2 separate regions of the Homo sapiens genome follow, and region 1 is linked to region 2. Evidence: read pairs that join two places in POLR2A ChIA-PET (ENCODE). Cell type or tissue: K562. All regions are shown on one strand. Region 1 overlaps FAF1 (Fas associated factor 1). Region 2 overlaps EPS15-AS1 (EPS15 antisense RNA 1).

The links. ChIA-PET counts read pairs that join two places held together with the same protein. Peaks named below come from ENCODE experiments on the same cell type or tissue, not always from the same donor. Only the 100,000 strongest peaks of a DNase experiment are listed, where the experiment ranks them.
Region 1: POLR2A ChIA-PET joins it to region 2 with 7 read pairs; 2 of 35 experiments call an interaction of 5 or more read pairs at or near these places.

The regions. Positions count from the first base shown.
Region 1 is chr1:50,764,777-50,769,776 of GRCh38, reverse strand. All of the region lies in intron 4 of FAF1 (Fas associated factor 1), which reads left to right. Among named protein-coding and RNA genes, the nearest start is that of FAF1, 190 kb to the left of the region's middle. In K562, no CTCF peak of the experiment used is centred here; no DNase peak of the experiment used is centred here.
Region 2 is chr1:51,562,339-51,567,338 of GRCh38, reverse strand. All of the region lies in intron 2 of EPS15-AS1 (EPS15 antisense RNA 1), which reads right to left. It also overlaps a transcript of OSBPL9 not described here and the pseudogene CALR4P. Among named protein-coding and RNA genes, the nearest start is that of EPS15, 46 kb to the right of the region's middle. In K562, a CTCF peak has its summit at 877 (motif pointing right); a DNase peak (open chromatin) is centred at 2,103.

The DNA of each region.
Region 1 (5,000 bases), 800 kb after region 2:
ACCCAGCCTGTTGAGGGTTTTTAACGTGAAGCATGTTGAATTTTATTGAAAGCCTTTTCTGTATCTGTTGAAATGATCATGTGGTTTTTGCTTATAGTTCTGTTTATGTGGTAAATCACATTAATTGATTTGTATATATTAAACCAACCTTGCATCCCAGGGATAAAGTCCACTTGATCATGAAGGATTAGCTTTTGGATGTGCAGCCGGATTTGGTTTGCTAGTATTTTGTTAAGGATTTTTGCATCCATGTTCATCATTGATACTGGCCTGAAGCTTTCATTTTTTGTTGTGTCTCTGCCAGGTTTTGGTGTCAGGATGATGCTGGCCTCATAAAATGAGTTAGGGAGGAGTCTCTCTTCCTCAAGCATTTGGAATGGTTTTAGTAGGAACAATACCAGTTCCTCTCTATGCATCTGGTAGAACTCAACTGTGAGCTCATCTGGTCCTGGGCATTGTCTGGTTGGTAGGCTTTTTATTATTCATTCAATTTCACTTTACTATTGGTCTGTTCAGGGATTAAATTTCTTCCTGGTCCAATCTTGGGAGGTTGTATGTTTCCAGAAATTTATTCATTTCTTCTATGTTTTCTAGTTTGTGCATAGAGGTGTTCATAGTAGTCTCTGAGGGTTTTTTGTATTTCTGTGGGTTTGGTGGTAATGTCCCCTTTGTCATTTTTGACTGTGTTTATTTGGAGCTATCTCTCTCTCTTTCTCTCCTGTTTTTTTTTTAAGTCTACTTAGTAGTCTATCAGTCATATTCTTTCAAGGAACTAATTCCTGGACTCAGTCTTTTGTATATTTTTTTATGTCTCAGTTTCCTTCAGTTCAGCTTTGATTTTGGTTATTTCTTGTCTTCTCCTAACTTTGTAATTGGTTTCTTCTTGTTTCTTTAGTTCCTCTAGGTGTGATGTGTGATGTTAGATTGTTAATTTGAGGTCTTTCTAACTTTTTGCTGTGGACATTTAGTGTTATAAACTTTTCTCTTAACACTGCTTAAGCTGTGTCCCAGAGTTTCTGTTACATTGCATCTTTGATCTCATTAGTTTCAAAGAATTGCTTTAATTCTGCCTTTATTTTATTATTTACCCCATAGTCATTCAGGATAGGTTGTTTAATTTCCATTAAATTGTATGCTTTTGAGTGATTTTCTTACTATCAATTTCTATTTTTATTGCACTGGTTCAGTAGTGTGATTGCTATTGTTTTTATTTTTTTTTAATTTGCTAAGGATTGTTTTATGGACAATTATGTGATGGAATTTAGAGTATGTACCATGTACAGATGAGAAGAATATATATTTTGTTGTTTTTGGGTGTAGAGTTCTGTAGATATCTGTCAGGTTCTTTTGGTCTAATATTGAGTTCAGATTTTATCTTTGTTAGTCTTTTGCCTCAGTGATCTAATTCTATCAGTGGGGTGTTGAAGTCTACTATTATTGTGTGGTTATCTTAAGTCTCTTTGTAGATCTCTAAGAACTTGCTATATGAATCCGGGTGCTTTTATGTTTGGTGCATATATTTAGGATAGTTAGGTCTTCTTGTTGAATTGAACCCTTTAGCATTATGTAATGCCCTTCTTTATCTTTTTTTAATCTTTTTGGTTTAAGGTGTGTTTTGTCTGAAGTTAGAATAGCAACCCCTGTTTTGTTCTGTTTTCTGTTGACTTGGTAGATTTTTCTCTGTCCCTTTACTTTTAGCCAGTGGGTGTCATTGCACATGTGATGGTTCTCTTTTTGGCAGCATACAGTTGGGTCTTTCTTCTGTATCTAACTTGCCACTCTGTGCCTTTTAATGGGGGCTTTTAGCCCATTTACATTCAAAGTTTATATTGATAGGTGTGGATTTGATCCAGTCATCGGATTGTTACCTGGTTATTATGCAGACTTGATTGTGTAATTGTTTGTAGGGCTAATGGCCTATGTATTTAAGTGAGTTTTTGTGGTGTCTAGTAATGGTCTTTCCTTTCCATATTTAGCACACCCTTAAGGAGTGTCTATAAGGCAGGTCTCGTGGTGACAAATTCCTAGCATTTGCTCATCTGAAAAGGATTCATTTATGAAGCTTAATCTGGCAGGATATGAAGCTCTTGATTAGAATTTCTTTTCCTTAAGAATGCTGAATATAAACCCCCAATCTCTTCTGGCTTATAGGTTTTCTGCCAAAAGGTACACTGTTAGTCTGTGGGGTTCCCTTTGTAGGTTACCTGTCCCTTTTCTCCAGCTGTCTTTTATTTTGTCTTTTATTTCGACCTTTAAGAATCTGAAGACTATGTGTCTTGGGCATAGTTGTCTTATATAGTATCTCAGAGGCATTCTCTGCATTTCTTATATTTGAATGTTGGCATGTCTAGTGAGGCTGGGGAAATTTTCGCGAATTATATCCTAAAATATGTTTTCCACGTTGCTTGCTTTCTCTCCCTCTTTTTCAGGGACACCAGTGAGATGTAGATGTGGTCTCTTAATGTAATGCCAAATTTTTTAGAGGTTTTGTTTGTTCTTTTTTGAGTCTTTTTAATTTTAGTCTGAGTTATTTTGGGGAACCAGTGTTTGAGCTTTGGGTTTCTTTTCTCCAGTTGGCTAATTCTGATGTTAATACTGGATTGTCTTCTGAAATTCTTAAAGTGAGTTTCTCAGCTCTATCAGATCACTTTGGTTCTTTCTTACAATGGCCATTTCATTTTTCATCTCCCAAATCATTTTATTGTATTCCTTAGAATCCTTTATTGGGTTTCAGCTTTCTCCTGAATCTTGATGATCTTCATTCTTATCCATATTCTGAATTCTGTTTCTGTCATTTTAGTCATTTCAACCTGGTTAAGACCTATTGCTGGGGAACTAGTGTGGTTGTGTGGAGGTGAGAAGACACTGTGGCTTTTTAAATTGGCAGAGTTCTTACACTGGTTCTTTCTCATCTGTATGAGCTGAGCATTCAGTCTTTGAAGTTGCTGTCTTTTGGATGTGTGGTTTTTTTTTTTTTTTTTTTTTGCTTGCTTGCTTGTTTGTTTGTTTTTATCTTCTTTGATGCCCTTGGGGGTTTGATTGTGGTATAAGGTGAGTTTAGTCAACTGACTTTGTTTCCCTTCCTTTGGAGTTGTTGGGGGCCAAGAATGAATACCTGTGCACGGTAGCCCTGTGCTGGATCCCCAGCTTCCTACCCCTTTGGTCCAGCATCTTTGTCCTCCCTTCATCCACTCTGAATGCCTTCCCTCCAAAGATCTGCTTAGAATGCCCCAGGCTTCCTAATGTCCCAGTCTCTTGGTGGCAGCAGATGTTCATCCTGGCTGCAGCTAGTTGGCCATCTTCAGCACTTCCCCAGAGTGGTTTTAAACATCTTCTTGGATGGGTCCTTTCTGGCCATAAGAGTCTGAATTATCTCTACCCATATAGAATCTTAATTTGATTTTGCTCAAAGCAATAACTTTCATAGTTTATAAACAAAAAGTATTCTAGGGGGTAATGGCTTATAATGTTTAAAAGAAAGAAATGAATGGAGGCAGTGAATGATTTCTCATATTATAAAACATGTTAATAGAACAAAGAAGAAATTTGCTTTTGATAATTGTGCTTGAGAAAAATCCAAATGATGTAATATTATTGCATGTTTTGTTGCTTCTGGGTAACAGGTCTGAGTTTTTTATTGTTTCTACTCTGAGATGGGCTAGGTCTCATTTTACTTTTTTTTTTGAGACAGAGTTTCGTTCTTGTCGCCCAGGCTGGAGTGCAATGGCGCGATCTCGGCTCACTGCACCCTGCGCCTCCCGGGTTCAAGCTATTCTTCTGCCTCAGCCTCCCGACTAGCTGGGATTACAGGCACCCGCTACCACGCCCAGCTAATTTTTTGTGTTTTTAGTAGAGACGGGGTTTCACCATGTTGGCCAGGCTGGTCTTGAACTCCTGACCTCAGGTCATCCACCTGCCTCAGCCTTCCAAAGTGCTGGGATTACAGGTGTGAGTCACCATGCCTAGCCCTATTTTACTCTTTTTAATGTTGATATTTTAAATTTTACAAAGTGGTAACAGGCAGTATTAACATGAAATGTGTTTAGTAGTTTTTTCTTTTTTAAATCATGTGGAATTTGAGGTCCAGAAGCCCATAGAGGGCCTGTAATTTGGCTCAGTAATAGTCATTTAGTCATATATAGGGATTATGCTTTTCATCTTAGTTATTGTAAGATTGCAGTAATGTGCTACATTCTGATTAGAAATGGTTAGTAGAGCTACAGTATCCAACTTTCACTACATTTTTTTTCTCTGAATGGAAATAATTGGACTATATTAATAGCCACTTGTTTTATAGGAGCAGAGTCCCCTATCCTTAATGTTTAGTTGCCTTCTAGAAATTATGAAGGTTTAATACTATAAATTAAGGAATAAATTCCTTCCAAATGACCTTGAAAAAAGGTATTAAATTCTGTAGATAATGTATTGGTTAAAATTTGAGACTCTGAAGAAAAATAAAAACACTATTCCAAATGATCTATTTTTTAGGCATTTAAATGGCAGATAGAGTGTGTGTAAAGTGTTTTCAGTTTATTGGAGTGTAGCCAACTAAACTGAATGACCTTTTGCTAATTATTTCTCTCCTGGGCAGGCAAATATCCACTTGGAATTATTGCTTACTTAGGTTTGAGTTAGACCTTTTTTCTTTTTGTAGCCTTCTTGTCACTATGCCCTGGAAAATTCTAGAGAAAGATTGCTGTTAAAAACATAAAGCAAAGAATTGTACTCAGAGCAGCATTTGCAATATCCATATTAATCTGTAAGATAAATTGTTAGGTGAAATGATTTATGGTAATAACTTGGTTTGTGTTAACATAGAGCCACATGAATGTGAACCACCCTAGTTTCCAACGTAAAGATAGACATTTTCATGTAAAATTGAATTAATGTGTCCAAAATATGGAGGAATAAGCTCTTGTAAATTACATCTCTGACAGGTTAGTTTATCTGAAACTCTAAATCTGAGAAAACATTGAAATTTTTCTTGGCAGTAATGAACC
Region 2 (5,000 bases):
CCTTAGGCTGGGGACAGAGTGGGCCAGACATGGCCTTTGACTTCACAGAACTCACAGTCAATGAAGGTAAGAGTCAAGCAAAGTGACTACCTAGTATGCTGGGCATCTGTGGGAGCACAGAAGAGGACCCCTACCCAACCTGGAGGCTAAGGAAATACTTCTTAGGTAAGAGTTCTCCTGAGCTGCACTTCAGAAGATGAACATGACTTGATCTTGTGAAGTGATAAGACAATTTTAGGGAGAATTGAATTCTTAGAAAAGATAATCACAGAAGGAAAGTCACAGCGACTTGAGAAAGAGTAGCACTGCAAGTGGGAGCATGGAGAGAGGCAGGAACCGAGCCTAGAAAAGCCCACAGGAGTCATTGGAGAATGAGTGTTTCACACCCAAGGCCTTCTTTAGCAAGACTGTGTAAAGGCTGTACCATGCAGGAGCTCTCTGAGATCCTCCTCTGGGGCAGGCCTCATGCTGGAAGCTGCAGACACAACAGACAAATCATATATGACACCTGCTCACAGTCTAGTGGGACAGGCAGAAAGACAGGTAAGATCAGAGAATGATGAGAGCTGCAGTGCAGGGAAGGATGAAGGCTAGGGAGACCAGAGGAGTGTGTACTATGAGAAGAGGCCCAGAATCCATATAAGGTTAACCAGAAAAATGGGTTAAAGAGTGTGGTAAGGTTTGTTTGTGACTATGTGGGTGGTGGCATTCAGGGAACTGAGGGTCTGGTGCATTTAATGCTTGGGATCTAAAGATGTTCAAAATGGAACTGAAATATTTCCCCATTCCCTTTATAGATCAATAAAGACCCTCACCTGTACACTCTGATTATTCGCCCCAATGCTACTTATGAGGTTAAAATTGACAACCAGCAGGTGGCAGCTGGGGCTCTGGAGGAGGACTGGGACTTCTTGCCTCCCAGGAAAATAAAAGACCCTACGCCCAGAAACCAAAGAAATGGGATGAACGCCTGCACATAGAGGATCTGGAAGACAAGAAACCTGACATCAGAGGGCATTTGGCTGGGAAGCAGGTGGGATCTCAGCTGTGGAGATAGGAGAAGGAGGCTGGGAATGATGGAGCAGAGACTGGGGACATCAATCCCTCAAGGAGTTGTTCAGCTAGATATTGTTTTCCAAAGAGGCATGGAGGGAAGAGGGCAGCCACTCACCTTTGTTGGGGATCCAGCAGCCTCTGTGAACAATGTGTTATGATCCCTCTTTTGTGGATAAGGAAACTGATGCTTAGAAAATGAAGTAACTTGCCCAAGCATACATGCGTTAGAACCAAGATTTGAACCTACATCTTTTTGACTCTTAAGTTATCAATATGGGGAATGTGTGGAGTATACTCATTGGCTCATTATTATTATTCTGGAAAGCTGTACTGGATATAGCTATGAATAGAACAACCCTTGCCCTCTAGGGATTCTGAATATAGTAAGGGAGGCAGATAAGAAAACAAAGATCAAAATATGTGATCAGTGCTGAGAGCCAGGGAGGCAAGCCAGTGAGAGCCCAAAAGCGGATCCCAGCCCAGCCTGAGTTGAGGTGTAGGCAGTGGTCTGAGAAAGAGAAGGAAATGCTTGAGTGAGTGAGTTAACCTAGGAGTTGGAAACATAAACTCTGGGGTCAGGCTGATATGGGTTGGAGCACCACCTTTTTCTAACTATGGGACCCCATCCTACTAGCAGTTAACTCTGCACAAGGAATATAACTGCTGTGAAAGTCAACTTCACAAACAGGTATTATTTTAATACTTACGTGTGAAGGTTACTGTGAAGATTAAATGAGCTAATAAAAAATACATAATGTAGTGTCTGGTATATAGGAAGTCCTTAATGTATGGCCTTTATATGTTAATAATATGCTGAATTTCAAATAATAGATTTATTAGAGAAAAGTAAGAGGGAAACTGGGGTGGAGGGAAGACATTCCAGACTCAGGGAACAGCAGGAGCAAAGGCACAGTGGTTAGTTAGGAAATAACATGGTGTGTAAAAAACTGACAGCAGTAGTTCAGTATTTGGGGAACATAAGGTTCAAGGTGGGGCATGGTAGGAGATAAGGTTGGAAAGGTCTGTTGGAGCCAGGCCAGGAAGGGCCTCACCCACCACATTGCTACTCTGCAGGTCAGAGCAGAGTCAGTGTCATGCAGAAGAGATGCTTGAGGTCAGGCAGGGGTCAGCATGGGACCAGGTAACTGGAGTCCAGCCCCTAAAGAGAGGCCTGCAGAGAGACGGGCAGTTGCCTAGCCACGTGTAGGGAGATTTAGCAAAGGGCCCCAATCCTTGGTGGAGGGAGGTGTAGTAAGGGAATTAAGGCAGATGATCAGGCAAAGTGTCTGGGCCTTCAGCACCATGGAAAAATAAGGGGCTGGGTTGCTGCCATGCCCAGAAGGCAGGCTTAGGGTAGGAAGACTAAACATGGACCCTCCCCTCCTGGTGAGGACCATGCACCTGATGTAGTCAGGGTTGGCTTGGCTCAAGGACTTGGGGAGAGTAGAGAGGCTGCAGGCCTCTATGCTCCCTGTTGAGTGGAACAAGGGAAGATGGAAACTGATTAAATCAACAGGGCACTGTCACAACTATAGCCCCCAGGATAGGATGCTGTCTGTCTTAGGAATCATAAAACGGCTAGAACAGGCTAGGAACCAGAGAACTTTCCCAATCACAATTGTGTTGAATGACTGTGAATTTGGTGGGCTGGCATAGAAGCCTTCAGTCATTCTGGACAAATGGTCACAACCAAAGCAAACTGCCAGGCAGGCAGAGCAAAGCCTTGGAGGCTCCACAGCATAGAAATATAAAAGTTGGGGTAGGCTGTTTTTGATCTTGTAGATCTCTGTCTTAGGAAATCAGAGGGTCCTGGGGTACAAGGAAGGACTGACACAGGCCTGGGAGCATACTGGGATACAAAGCAGGTCACCAAGAGGCCTTCAAGAAGAGGGACCTAGGCTAAAATACCTATTATAACAATAAGGGCCCATGATTGTGGGGGAGGGTGTGGCCAGAGACAAGGGAAATTCCCATCTTACTTAAGCTTAAAGAACTCAAGGTCAAAATGATAGTGAACCCAGAGGAGGGATTGGAAGTGCTTAAAGCCTCTTTCTTTTCTGCCCTGCATTTGTTTACAGGTCCTGAGCTGGACCTTCATATAGATGATGATGGGAGGGGGCAGAGGGAAGGAGCCAGGTCCAGCCTGACAGCACTCTGGACCCCCGTTTTCTTTTCTTTTCTTTTCCTTTCTTCTCTTTTCTTTCTTGCTTTCTTTTTTTTTTTTTTTTTTGAGATGATCTCGCTCTGTCACCCAGGCTAGAGTGCAATGGCATGATCATGGCTCACTGTGACCTCTGCCTCCTGGGCTCAGATCCTCCCACCAGGTGCATGCCACCACACTTGCCTAATTTTTAAAGTTCTTTGGGGTAGGGATGGGGTCTCACTATATTGCCCAGGCCGGTCTTGAACTCCTGGGCTCAAGCAGTCCTCCCACGTTGGCCTCCAAAGTGCTAGGATTATAGATGTGAGCCACCACGCCCAGCCTGGACCCCAGTTTTTTCTCAGCCTACGCATCTATCCTCATGAAGGAACATTTCATTTTAGTACTGGGAAGACTTTGAATACATCCTGGATCCAGAAGCCAAGAAGCCAGATAACTGGAAGGAGGCTATGGATGGGGAGTGGGAAAGGCCTCTGATGCCAAATCCGAAGTATAAGGTGAGGGGGGTCTCTCTTTCCAATGGGTGTGAGAAATGAGACAAAAGACATGTCAACGCTAATTGATGAAACAGAAATTCTGAGATCCTGTGGTCATCTTCCCTTCCCCTAAACCCCGCAAATAAGACTGTACCCTCATCTGAGCCCTGCTCACAGGGCTATGCCTACGTTGGACGGGGTGGGCTGGTAAAGGCCAACTTTGACAGGTATAGGGCCAGGCAGCCCTGGGCCTGGAGTTTGTCCAGAGTGGTGGAAAGCAGCCAGTCACAGGAATGTGGTCAAAATAGGACATGGGTTTGGGGTCAGGAACTGGAAGTCTTAGAAACAGGCCAGAAGGAGAAAGGGTGTCCATGAATGAGCCAAAAATGCAAGGGGTAGGGACACTTTTTATTTTATTTATTTATTCATTTATTTTGAGACAGAGCGTTGCTCTGTCACCCAGGCTGCAGTGCAGTGACGTGATCTCGGCTTACTGCAACCTCCACCTCCTGGGCTCAAGAGATTCTCATGCCTCAGCCTCCCGAGTAGCTGGGACTACAGGCACGTGCCACCACGCCTGGCTAATTTTTTGTATTTGCAGTAGAGACGCGGTTTCACTCTATTGGCCAGGCTGGTTTTGAATTCCTGACCTCAAGCGATCCGCCTGCCTTTGCCTCCCAAAGTGCTAGGATTACAGGAGTGAACCACTGCACCCAGCCAAGGGACACTTATTTTTAAGAGCTAACTCCTGACCTCATGTTAGAAGCAAGAAGAACGAAAGGAATCAGTGTCAAATTGTCCAGAGGTAAAACTGACTGAAGCAAGCATGATTTTATTTGGCCACAGTTTCCTACACTACACACCAGGAAGAGAACGGCCTCAACTGCCAGGATACTCAGATGATATTCTCTGAGAAGCTACATTTTCTTTATTTCATGAATGAGCTGGTGCAGACATGGGGCCAAGCTCAGAATGGGTCCCTGCCACCTCGCTTGGCTTCCTCTGGGTAGCAAGGGGAATTTGAAAGAATCTTGTGCATTAACTCAAAGAAAGGGAAAGAAGCTCCTGGAATCCTTCTCTGAATCCTTATGTCTAATACACAACTGCCTCATAAATCAATTGGTGTATTAGTCCATTCTTGCATTGCTATAAAGAAATACCTGAGACTGGGTAATTTATAAAGAAAAGAGGCTTAATTGGCTCATGGGTCTGCAGGCTATAGCTATACAGAAAGCATGGCAGCATCAGCTTCTGGGGAGGCCTCAGGTGTCCACTGTGATGGCGGAAAGTGATGGCAGGGTTTCTCA